Linked DNA regions of Homo sapiens: region 1 is linked to region 2. The links are chromatin contacts, found by Hi-C or POLR2A ChIA-PET in ENCODE. All regions are on one chromosome and are shown on one strand. The core of a region is the stretch at or near the end of the contact, and the rest is flanking DNA. Distances in the headings are between cores, read along the strand shown. Region 1 holds the start of ZNF114-AS1 (ZNF114 antisense RNA 1). Region 2 holds the start of GRWD1 (glutamate rich WD repeat containing 1).

Region 1 (4,052 bases), core at 324-2,823, 170 kb before region 2:
GCCAGGCATGCCTTGTACGTGCCTGTGGTCCCAGCTACTTGGGAGACTGAAGTGGTAGGATCGCTTGAGGCTGCAGTGAGCCAAGATTGCGCCACTGCACTCCAGCCTGAAGGACAGAGCAAGAACTTGTCTCAGAAAAAAAAAAAGAAAAAAAGAATAAGAAAAGGAAAAAAATAAAAAAGGAAGGAAGGGAGGGAGGGAGGGGCAGAGAGGGAGAGAGGAAGGGGGGAAGGAAGGAAAGAAAGAAAGAAAGAGAAAGGGAGGGAGAGAGAGAAAGGAAAGAAGGGAGGGAGGGAAGAAAGAGAAAGAAAAAAGAAAGAAGAAAGAAAGAAAGAGAAGAAAGAAGGGAGGGAGGAAGGGAGGGAGGGAGAAAAGGAGGAAGGGAGAGAGAGAAAGAAAAAGAAGAAAGAAAGAGAAAAAAGGAAGGAAGGAGGGAGGGAGAGGAAAAGAAAGAAAGAGAAGAAAGAAAGAGAAAAAAGGGAAAGAAAGAAAAGAGAAAAAAGAGAAAGAAAGAAAGAAAGAAAGAAAAGAAAAGAAGGGCCGGGCGCGGTGGCTCACGCCTGTAATCTCAGCACTTTGGGAGGCCGAGGCGGGCGGATCACGAGGTCAGGAGATCGCTGAAACCCTGTCTTTACTAAAAATACAAAAACTTAGCCAGGGTGGTGGCGGGCGCCTGTAGTCCCAGCTACTCGGAGGCTGAGGCGAGAGAATGGCATGAACCCGGGAGGCGGAGGTTGCAGTGAACCGAGATCGCGCCACTGCACTCCAGCCTGGGCGACAGAGCGAGACTCCGTCTCAAAAAAAAAAAAGAAAGAAAGAAAAGAAAGGAAGGAAGGAAGAAAAAAATCATTTCAAGGGTAGGCGACGGGAGCCTTGCGGTTTAGCCGCTAGTCAACGGATGGGGGGGAGTGGTAGCAAAAACATAAAAATGGGGACAAGAGAGAAACTGGAGACTCCCCAACCTGTCTGTTTCCGCCCTTTTACAGTACTGAGGGGAAAAAAAAGCCTTCTTTCCTTGGGAAATGCAGGAAGCCAGCAAGCGGCCGGAGTCTCCGGAGCCCGCAAGGAGGCGCGTTGGCTGCGCAGAGAGCGCGCTTCCCAGCTGGAGAGCCTAGGAACGGTGGCGCGGGCGGAGGCGACAGCGAGGACCCAAGGCTGGGGTTTCCTGCTTGGATCAGGAGTGCCTGGGGAGTAAGTTCTACAGGAAATGTCAATCTACTGGTCGTGGGGGTCAGACTCTGGGGTCGGGTCGATCGGGTCCCGGGGGCGGGGGGTGGGACGGGGGTGGGCAGGCAGGAGTGCGGGCGCTGGGATCCCCTGCCTGCTCGGCTCCCCTCTCCTCCCCCTGGTCCCTTACACCGTCCATTTTGAGGAAGGGGTCAAGAAGCGAGTACAAAATGTCTGGGCAGGACGAATCTCTGTAGTCGGTCCTTCCTGGCGGCCTCGTTAGGTTGATTTATTTCAACAGTTTGATCCCCATCCTGGTGCAGCTCCGAGACGCTCCTGGGCTGCGCGCGCTTTTGGGCTGCGCCACCGACAGAGACATCTGGAAGCCGGAGCTAGTGGAAGAGTAAGTGTGCCTGAGTGTCCGTACTAAGGGCGGGACCGGGCCGGGGCCCAGGGACTTGAGAGTTGCTGTCTGCAAAAGCCTCATTGTCTCTACCCTTCCGGGAGGAAAGGGGAAGGCACGAATGACCCACGTGTTCAGACCCCGAGCGCGCCCTTCACCTTGGCCCAGGGAGAAGGGCGCTTCCCCCATACCGTGCTGCAGCGTTGCGAAAGCGCCTGTCCCCGGGCTTGGGCAGCAGAGATGCCCGCATGCAGCGGTTGCAGGGGTTGTGTTCTTTGCATCCATGAAAGTATTGGAGCTGGCCGGGCGCGGTGGCTCACGCCTGTAATCCCAGCATTTTCGAAGGCCGAGGTGGGCGGATCACCTGAGGTCAGGAGTTCGAGACCAGCCTGGCCAACATGGTGAAACCCCCATCTCCACTAAAAATACCAAAATTAGCTGGCCGTGGTGGCATGCGCCTGTAATCCCAGCTACTCAGGAGGCTGAGGCAGTAGAATCGCTTGAACCCGGGAGGTGGAGGTTGCAGTGAGCCGAAATCGAGCCATTGCACTCCAGCCTGGGCGACAGAGGGAGACTCTGTCTCAAAAAAAAAAATAAATAATAATAATAATAATAATTAGCCGGGCATGGTGGCGGGCGCCTGTGATCCTAGCTACACGGGAGGCTGAGGCAGGAGAATCGCTTGAACCTGGGAGGTGGAGATTGCAGTGAGCCGAGCGCCTGTAATCCTAGCTACTTGGGAGGCTGAGGCAGGAGAATCGCTTCTACCTGGGAGGTGAAGGTTGCAGTGAGCCGAGATCGTGCCACTGCACTCTAGCCTGGGCGACAGAGCAAGACTCTCTCTCAAAAAAAAAAAAAAAAAAAAAAAAAGTATTGGATTGGAGCCTGTTGTGATGAGGGTGAACTGAAAAGTCCTGGGCAGGGCCAGACGTGCAGGATGCACTGGTTTCTTACGAGAAAGAGCTTTTTTTTTTTTTTTTTTTTTGAGAGGGAGTCTCGCTCTGTCACCCAGGCTGGAGCGCTGTGGCGCGATCTCTGCTCACTGCAAGCTCCGCCTCCCGGGTTCACGCCATTCTCCTGCCTCAGCCTCTCAAGTAGCTGGGACTACAGGCGCCCGCCACCGCGCCCGGCTAATTTTTTGTATTTTTAGTAGAGACGGGGTTTCACCGCGTTAGCCAGGATGGTCTCGAGCTCCTGACCTCGTGATCTGCCCGCCTCGGCCTCCCAAAGGGCTGGGATTACAGGCGTGAGCCACAGCGCCTGGCCAGATAAAGAGCTTTGAGGGTTTGAGTTCCGTGTGCTGAACATGGTCTTTTATGGGAACTGAGACCTCAGCAGAGGAAATATATAAAAAGGACAAGCTGCAAGGAGAGTGGTGTGAAGGTGTCAGGATCAAACCCCACGGTCGGAACAAGATGCATTTTTATCACTAATCCGCTCCGGTGAGGTCTGATTTACTGGAACTCAGGGCAAAGGTGGGAATGTGTTTCATCAGCCAGGTATATCTTCGTCATGGACAATCAGGCAAAAGCCAACCTCAGCCTGCTCACCTGAGCTGACTCACAATGATGCGTTGTTTTTCTTTTTCTTTTCTTTTCTGTTTTTTTTTTTTTTAAACTACTGTCCTGAGCTGATGTGTCTGAGGTTACTAGGGTCAGAACCGGCGCTCCAATTGTATTGGGGAAAGGACGGAATTCAGGGAAACTTAAATTGAAATAGGCGGTTTTATCTTCTTAGGTAGGCTTACAGCTGAGATGCGTGTAATGGGGTTATCATCAGGTGTGGCTGTTTCCTTGGGAACTATAAGGTCAAGATAGACGTGGAATGTTGTGTCTCAAAAACTCTTATTTACAGCTCAGCCCCTGAGTTGCACAGGCTTGCTTCTGTGTCAAAGTGACTTGGATCCCCCAGGCAACAGTGGGGCTTTTCTTTTTTTTTTTTTTTTTTGAGACGGAGTCTCGCTCTGTCGCCCAGGCTGGAGTGCAGTGGCGTTATCTCGGCTCACTGCAAGCTCCTCCTCCCGGGTTCTCGCCATTCTCCTGCCTCAGGCTCCCGAGTAGCTGGGACTACAGGCGCCCGCCACCACGCCCGGCTAATTTTTTGTATTTTTAGTAGAGACGGGGTTTCACCGTGTTAGCCGGGATGATCTTGATCTCTTGACCTCGTGATCCGCCCACCTCGGCCTCCCAAGGTGCTGGGATTACAGGCGTGAGCCACCGTGCCTGGCCAATATATATGTATATATATTTTTATACATGTATATATATAAATGCATACACACACACATATATATAAATATATACACACATATATTTATGTGTGAGTGTCTATATATAAATTCAGCTTTTTCTCATATGATTAATTTAATTTTTAAATTATTAATGGTTTAGAAAAGTTTTGAGTCCGCAATTCATTGCTGACAGTGTCATGTAAACGTTTAGATTTGTCCTCAAATTGAGGGAACTTGCCATCAAGTTTCTTC
Region 2 (7,558 bases), core at 4,421-6,920:
ATCTCCCTACAGGCTCACACCTGTAGTCCCAGTACTTTGGGTGGCCAAGGCGGGAAGATCACTTGAGCCCAGGAGTTAGAGCCCAGCCTGGGCAACATGGAAAAACCCTGTCTCTACAAAAAATACAAAAATTAGCCAGATGTGGTGATGTGTGCCTTTAGTCCCAGCTACTGAGGAGGCTGAGGCAGGAGGTTCGGTTGAACCGAAGAGGTCAAGGCTGCAGTGAGCTATGATGGTGCCACTGCATTCCAGCTTGGGCAACATAGTGAGACCTCGTCTCAGGAAAACAAAAAAAAAGTGTCCTTAGACTAGATAGAACAATGCTTGGCACAATATAACTGATCATTCACTTGCATTATTTTTTTCCCTCAATCTTCCTCTTTATTTGTTTTGAGATGGCATCTCTCTCTGTCACCCAGGCTGGAGTGCAGTGGCTCGATTTTGGCTCACAGCAACCTCTGCCTCCCAGGTTCAAGCAATTCTCCTGCCTCAACCTCCTGAGTAGCTGGGATTACAGGTGCCTGCCACCACACCTGGCTAATTTTTGTATTTTCAGTAGAGATGGGGTTTCACCATGTTGGCCAGACTGGTCTGGAACTCCTGAGCTGACAGGTGATCCACCTGCCTTGGCTTCCCAAAGTGCTGGGATTACAGCCATGAGCTACCATGGCCAGTCTCAATCCTCTTTTTTAAAATGCAAGAGTAAATGGACTCTTTGGAGGGCTATGGTGAGGAGTAAAGGAATAACTATTTCATTAACAGTCACAGCTGGCCAGGTGCGGTTGCTCACGCCTGTAATCTCAGCACTTTGGGAGGCTGAGACAGGTGGACCACAAGGACAGGGGTTCGAGATCAGCCTGGCCAACATGGTGGAACCCCGTCTCTACTAAAAATGCAAAAATTAGCTGGGCGTGGTAGTGGGCACCTATAATCCCAGCTACTTGGGAGGCTGAGGCAGGAGAATCGCTTGAACCCAGGAGTCGGATCTTGCAGTGAGCCGAGACTGTGCCACTGCACTCCAGCCTGGGTGACAGAGTGAGACTCTGTCTCAAAAAAAAAAAAAAAAAAAAAAAGAAAGAAAAAGTCACAGTTAACACTTCTCCAGCACCTCCTTTGCATGAGGTACTATCTAAGCTTTCCCTATAGTCCCTGCTACTGGGGAGGCTGAGATAGGAGGATCGCTTGAGCCCAGGATTTCTGGTCCAGCCTGGACAACATAGCAAGACCCTGTCTCTTAAACAACATACTTTTGCAACAACTCTGAAGGGAGATACTGCTGCCATGCCCATTTTACTGATGTTGAAACTGAGGCACTGAGAAGTGCAATGATTTGCTCAAGAGCTCAGGGCCAGTTAGGATTTGGAGCAGTTGGAGGTTACAGGTGAGGAGGTTCCAGGCCTGGCGGCCAGGGCATCTAGGTGGGACTGACCCTACCCTCCATTCCCCCTCCCCCCAGGAAGCTGGACGCCTTCATCTACGATGCTGCAGTGCTCAATTACATGGCCCGCAAGGACGAGGGCTGCAAGCTTGTCACCATCGGCTCCGGCAAGGTCTTCGCCACGACAGGCTATGGCATCGCCCTGCACAAGGGCTCCCGCTGGAAGCGGCCCATCGACCTGGCGTTGCTGCAGTTCCTGGGGGATGGTGCGGCTGCACACAGGGATTTCCACAGCGGAGAGGGGGAGGGCGAGGCCCCTGGGTTCCGGGGAAGAAAGGGACAAAGACCCGGACACCAGGGTCTGAGGGAGGAAGGGGCTAAGGGCCTACATTCCCACATCACAGACAAGGGTCCTCAGAGGGTACTCATAGCAGGTGACTTTTGACCGCCCCTCCCTAGATGAGATCGAGATGCTGGAGCGGCTGTGGCTCTCTGGGATCTGCCACAATGACAAAATCGAGGTGATGAGCAGCAAGCTGGACATCGACAACATGGCGGGCGTCTTCTACATGCTCCTGGTGGCCATGGGCCTGTCCCTGCTGGTCTTCGCCTGGGAGCACCTGGTGTACTGGCGCCTGCGGCACTGCCTGGGGCCCACCCACCGCATGGACTTCCTGCTGGCCTTCTCCAGGGTATGGGGCAGAGAGGGAGGCAGAGAGGGGGAGATGGCAGGGGCGGGGACAAAGGTAAAGCCGAGCAGAGACAAGGAGATGTGGGTCGAGATGTGGATAGTGGGGAAGAGAGCGGGAAACACAGGCGGGTAAATGGAGAGGAGAGAGGGACTGAGGGGAGGCGGGCAGGCGTCCTGGGCATCTCGCGCTGACCCCCGTCCTGTCCCCGGACCCGCAGGGCATGTACAGCTGCTGCAGCGCTGAGGCCGCCCCACCGCCCGCCAAGCCCCCGCCGCCGCCACAGCCCCTGCCCAGCCCCGCGTACCCCGCGCCGCGGCCGGCTCCCGGGCCCGCACCTTTCGTGCCCCGCGAGCGCGCCTCAGTGGACCGCTGGCGCCGGACCAAGGGCGCGGGGCCGCCGGGGGGCGCGGGCCTGGCCGACGGCTTCCACCGCTACTACGGCCCCATCGAGCCGCAGGGCCTAGGCCTCGGCCTGGGCGAAGCGCGCGCGGCACCGCGGGGCGCAGCCGGGCGCCCGCTGTCCCCGCCGGCCGCTCAGCCCCCGCAGAAGCCGCCGCCCTCCTATTTCGCCATCGTACGCGACAAGGAGCCAGCCGAGCCCCCCGCCGGCGCCTTCCCCGGCTTCCCGTCGCCGCCCGCGCCCCCCGCCGCCGCGGCCACCGCCGTCGGGCCGCCACTCTGCCGCTTGGCCTTCGAGGACGAGAGCCCGCCGGCGCCCGCGCGGTGGCCGCGCTCGGACCCCGAGAGCCAACCCCTGCTGGGGCCAGGCGCGGGCGGCGCGGGGGGCACGGGGGGCGCAGGCGGAGGAGCCCCGGCCGCTCCGCCCCCGTGCCGCGCCGCGCCGCCCCCGTGCCCTTACCTCGATCTCGAGCCGTCGCCGTCGGACTCGGAGGACTCGGAGAGCCTGGGCGGCGCGTCGCTGGGCGGCCTGGAGCCCTGGTGGTTCGCCGACTTCCCTTACCCGTATGCCGAGCGCCTCGGGCCGCCGCCCGGCCGCTACTGGTCGGTCGACAAGCTCGGGGGCTGGCGCGCCGGGAGCTGGGACTACCTGCCCCCGCGCAGCGGTCCGGCCGCCTGGCACTGTCGGCACTGCGCCAGCCTGGAGCTGCTGCCGCCGCCGCGCCATCTCAGCTGCTCGCACGATGGCCTGGACGGCGGCTGGTGGGCGCCACCGCCTCCACCCTGGGCCGCCGGGCCCCTGCCCCGACGCCGGGCCCGCTGCGGGTGCCCGCGGTCGCACCCGCACCGCCCGCGGGCCTCGCACCGCACGCCCGCCGCCGCCGCGCCCCACCACCACAGGCACCGGCGCGCCGCTGGGGGCTGGGACCTCCCGCCGCCCGCGCCCACCTCGCGCTCGCTCGAGGACCTCAGCTCGTGCCCTCGCGCCGCCCCTGCGCGCAGGCTTACCGGGCCCTCCCGCCACGCTCGCAGGTGTCCGCACGCCGCGCACTGGGGGCCGCCGCTGCCCACAGCTTCCCACCGGAGACACCGGGGCGGGGACCTGGGCACCCGCAGGGGCTCGGCGCACTTCTCTAGCCTCGAGTCCGAGGTATGACGCGGCCCCGGGGGCCCCACCGCCCCCTTGGTCAGCGCAGGCCACGGCCCGAGGGGGCGCCCGCAGTGGACAGGACCCGCGTGGGTTGGGAAGGAAAGCAGTGGAACTGGCCGGACCCCGCCTGGAGCAGCGTCCTGCGCCCCCTGGTTCTGGAGGAACCGCAAGCCGGAGAGGATTTGGTCCCTCAACTATCACCCAGCCTGAGAACGAGGGGGCGGGGGCCTTGGAGCCCACCGGACTTTTTTTTAAACCCGACAAGGGCTTTTTAACGTCACCAGATGGGGCGGGAGGTGGGGGGTTCACGCCACTCCCGCGTCCCACCTCCACGCCCGGGGCCGTGGCCCCCACATCACTGTGCAGCTCCCCGGCCCCAGCCGCGCCTCCGGGGAAGCCCGTTTTTAACCTTTCATCCATTGGGACTCAAAACTGTGAGACGCGTTCGCCAAACTGTGACCCCAGACCTTGGCCCCGCCACACAGAAACCCCTGACCCAGACTGTGACATCCGACTCCTAAAATGGTCATCCGACTCCAGACTGTGACCCCTGACCCCAAACTGTGACCCGAACCCCAGACTGTGCCCCGACCAGACTGTGACCCTTGACATCAAACCGTGACACCCCCTCCTCCTCTTCCACCCTCGGTCGCTTTTCCCTACTCTGACCTAGGACACGTCCCCAACGGAAGCCCCGCCTTCCCTTGCACCGCGATGAACCCAACCTCCCTGAAGCCAAAACTTCCCACCCTGCCGCACCTCCGGACCACCCCACTTGCCACCAAGCACATCCTCTCCAAATCCAACCCTTATTTGCGACCCTTCAGTGATGACCCAGCAGACCTCCAAAAAGCCTCCTCTGCCCAGATCTCCAGCCGGGTCTGGGGCTGGGTTGCGGAGGGGAGGGTCTGGGAGTCCACACTTCTCCACCAACTTCCCTTCCCACTCTCTTATTCCACATTGCAGTGTTTGGAATAAACCATGTTTTTATGCCTCCTCAGTCCAAGCCTAAGCTCCGTATCTGTTAGCCCCCCTCAAATTCTCTGGAGGAAACAGAAACACAAAAGTCCCACAGGGGAAGAGGAGACAGAATTAGAGAGAGAACAGAGACTCTGAAAGGAGGTGCCTGGGGAGACAAAGACCAAGAAAGAGGAGGTGGGAAGAGACCCTGAAAAGAAAGTCGAGAGGGTACTGGGGCAGATAAGAGACCCCAAGAGAGTGGTGAGATAGATCCCGGAGACAAAACATATTAAGATCAAAGGTATGGTTTTATTTCCTATGGCTATAGGTACCAAGGCTTGCTACATTCTCAATATCCTGTTCATGCAAGCTAGGAGAGTGTCTGACATATCCCAGCCAATCCGCATTATCTTGAATGCTGTTAATCTCACCAATGAGAATCTATTTCTAACATTTCATTATGTCAATTAGCCAAACCGCTGGTGCTGATGGGCGATAAAGAGAGACGAAGCACTTGTAATAGCTGCCTCCAGAGGGTGGACTTTCTGATTAAGTGCTCGCTGACCAGAGCTGAAATGTGAATGTCTGGTTAGGCAATTGACTGCCCCTAGAGGGTAGATTGAACCGCCTAACTTACAGATAATATCCATCCTGTCTACAAGAAAGCATTTTTGAAACAAATGAAAGCCATCACAACAGAGAGAGGAAAAGAAACCGGCCTTATGGGTCCTCGGGGAGTAGAAACTCAGTCTCCTTGCCAGTGAAAGAGCAAATTTGCATATATGAATAATTAATTAACTGGAAAGAACGCTCTCGGAATCAAACTGGACAATGGGGAAAACAAGCCTCCCGTAGAACTACAACTCCCAGAAGGCCTTGCCACTACCGCGAGGAACAGCGCCCAAAGTCACGCGAAGATGCAGTTTCTCCGTATCCGCAGGCTTCTTTCGCTGGCGCCATTACCTGAGTTCTCCTCCAGCGTTTCCGCACCCTCTCCGATTAGCGGTCCCAGGAGTTTCCAAGGTAACCGCGCAGTAGGGCGGATCTCATTAGGCGGAAAGCGAAACCCGGAAGTGACGCTCTTACCGGGTGTCAGCAGCGAGAGGGTTCGAAGATGGCGGCGCGCAAGGGTCGGCGGCGCACGTGTGAAACCGGGGAACCCATGGAAGCCGAGTCCGGCGACACAAGTTCCGAGGGCCCGGCCCAGGTCTACCTGCCCGGCCGGGGGCCGCCGCTACGCGAAGGGGAGGAGCTGGTCATGGACGAGGAGGCCTATGTGCTCTACCACCGAGCGCAGACTGGTAGGGCTGAGTCCGGACTCCAGGGTCCTGAGGTGGCTGATCCCGAGCCTTTAACCTGAGAGGTGCTCGGGAAGAGAAGGCTGGGGTCTAAGAGAAGTGATTTCATACCGGAGGCGGTTGATCCATGAGGGAGGTGGGGACTGAGCTCTTACTGTCCCGTCTTAACTCGTAAACCCCGCCTTCCATCCCCAGGCGCCCCCTGTCTCAGCTTTGACATAGTCCGGGATCACCTGGGAGACAACCGGACAGAGCTTCCTCTTACACTTTACTTGTGTGCTGGGACCCAGGCTGAGAGCGCCCAGAGCAACAGGTAAGACCCGAGGCTTTTCCAGGACCAGGAGGCTCAGTTTCCAGCCCCTTCCTCAGCACCCAGGAGTTAGGGCTTCCAGTTTCTGCCTCTCGCAGATCCAGGAGTCTGGGTTTCCAGCCTCTCTCCTTCCTAAGAATCCTGGAATCTAGTGCCTAACTCACCCCACAATTTCTCCCAGACTGATGATGCTTCGGATGCACAATCTGCATGGGACAAAGCCCCCACCCTCAGAGGGCAGTGATGAAGAAGAAGAGGAGGAAGATGAAGAGGATGAAGAAGAGCGGAAACCTCAGCTGGAGCTGGCCATGGTGCCCCACTATGGTGGCATCAACCGAGTTCGGGTAAGTATGGTCCCAGGAGCCTGCTCTGCATACTCTGAAACACATCTGACCCATCCCCTGTGTCCATAACTCCCAACACCTCCTCATGTTCTTTTTTTTTTTTTTTTTTTTGAGACGTAGTCTCGCTCTGTCACCCAGGCTGGAGTGCAGTGGCGCAGCCTCGGCTCACTGCAACCTCTGCCTCCCAAAGTGCTGGGATTACAAGCGTGAGCCACCGTGCCTGGCCCATTTTTTTTTTTTTTTTTTTTGAGATGGAGTCTCGCTCTGTTGTCCAGGCTGGAGTGCAGTGGTGCGATCTTGGCTCACTGCAACCTCCCCTTCCCAGGTTCAAGGGATTCTCCTGCCTCAGCCTCCCAAGTAGCTGGGGCTATAGGCGCCTGCCACCAGGCCCTTCTAATTTTTTGTTTTTTGGTTTTTTTTTGAGATGAAGTCTTGCTCTGTCGCTTAGACTGGAGGGCAATGGCATGATCTCAGCTCACTGCAACCTCTGCCTCCCAGGTTCAAGCGATTCTCCTGCCTCAGCCAAGTAGCTGAGATTACAGGTGCGCGCCACCACGCCCGGCTAATTTTTGTATTCTTAGTAGGGACGGGGTTTCACAATGTTGATCAGGCTGGTGGTGAACTCCTGACCTCGTGATCCGCCTGCCTCGGCTTCCCAAAGTGCTGAGATTACAGGCGTGAGCCACCGCATCTGGCCAATTTTTTGTATTTTTAGTAGAGACAAGGTTTCGCCTTGTTGGCTAGGCTGGTCTCAAACTCCTGACCTCGAGTGATTGATCCGCACGCCTCGGGCACCCAAAGTCATGGGATTACAAGCGTGAGCCACCACACCCGGCCTCCTTCAGTTTTTAGAAAAGTACTTGTCACATAGTTTTATACAATTTAGCTATTATGATCAGTGTCATTACATGTTAGGTACTGTTTTAGATTATGAGGATATGGTTTATGTTCTTCACTTTTCTCTTTGGTAACATAGTGAGTTATAGAACTTATCTGATGGGGCTGGCATGAGGTCAAATGAAATAAC

What was found. Hi-C counts contacts between places; a loop is a spot of excess contacts on that map. ChIA-PET counts read pairs that join two places held with the same protein, here RNA polymerase II (POLR2A). Pooled maps may share reads with other maps.
Region 1: a map of endothelial cell of umbilical vein shows a loop between it and region 2 (5-fold over the local background). The contact joins the promoter of ZNF114-AS1 here to the promoter of GRWD1 in region 2. A Hi-C loop is called at or near these places in 2 of 168 maps with a recorded cell type or tissue (chondrocyte and endothelial cell of umbilical vein), 1 of 37 single-sample maps with no recorded cell type and 9 of 50 pooled maps. POLR2A ChIA-PET finds 5 or more read pairs at or near these places in 1 of 52 experiments (AG04450).

The regions. Positions count from the first base shown.
Region 1 is chr19:48,270,259-48,274,310 of GRCh38, forward strand. ZNF114-AS1 (ZNF114 antisense RNA 1) reads right to left here and starts at 1,574. Exons shown (of 3, transcript XR_936008.4): 1 at 1,358-1,574. It overlaps ZNF114 (zinc finger protein 114), which reads left to right. Exons shown (of 6, transcript NM_153608.4): 2 at 987-1,191; 3 at 1,469-1,570. RefSeq lists enhancers at 1,064-1,570, 1,571-2,076.
Region 2 is chr19:48,440,313-48,447,870 of GRCh38, forward strand. It overlaps GRWD1 (glutamate rich WD repeat containing 1), which reads left to right and starts at 5,671. Exons shown (of 7, transcript NM_031485.4): 1 at 5,671-5,880; 2 at 6,073-6,190; 3 at 6,369-6,531. The coding sequence starts at 5,694. GRIN2D (glutamate ionotropic receptor NMDA type subunit 2D) reads left to right here. Exons shown (of 14, transcript NM_000836.4): 12 at 1,457-1,644; 13 at 1,838-2,070; 14 at 2,288-4,619. The coding sequence ends at 3,625. RefSeq lists enhancers at 3,558-4,249, 5,422-5,501, 5,662-5,751.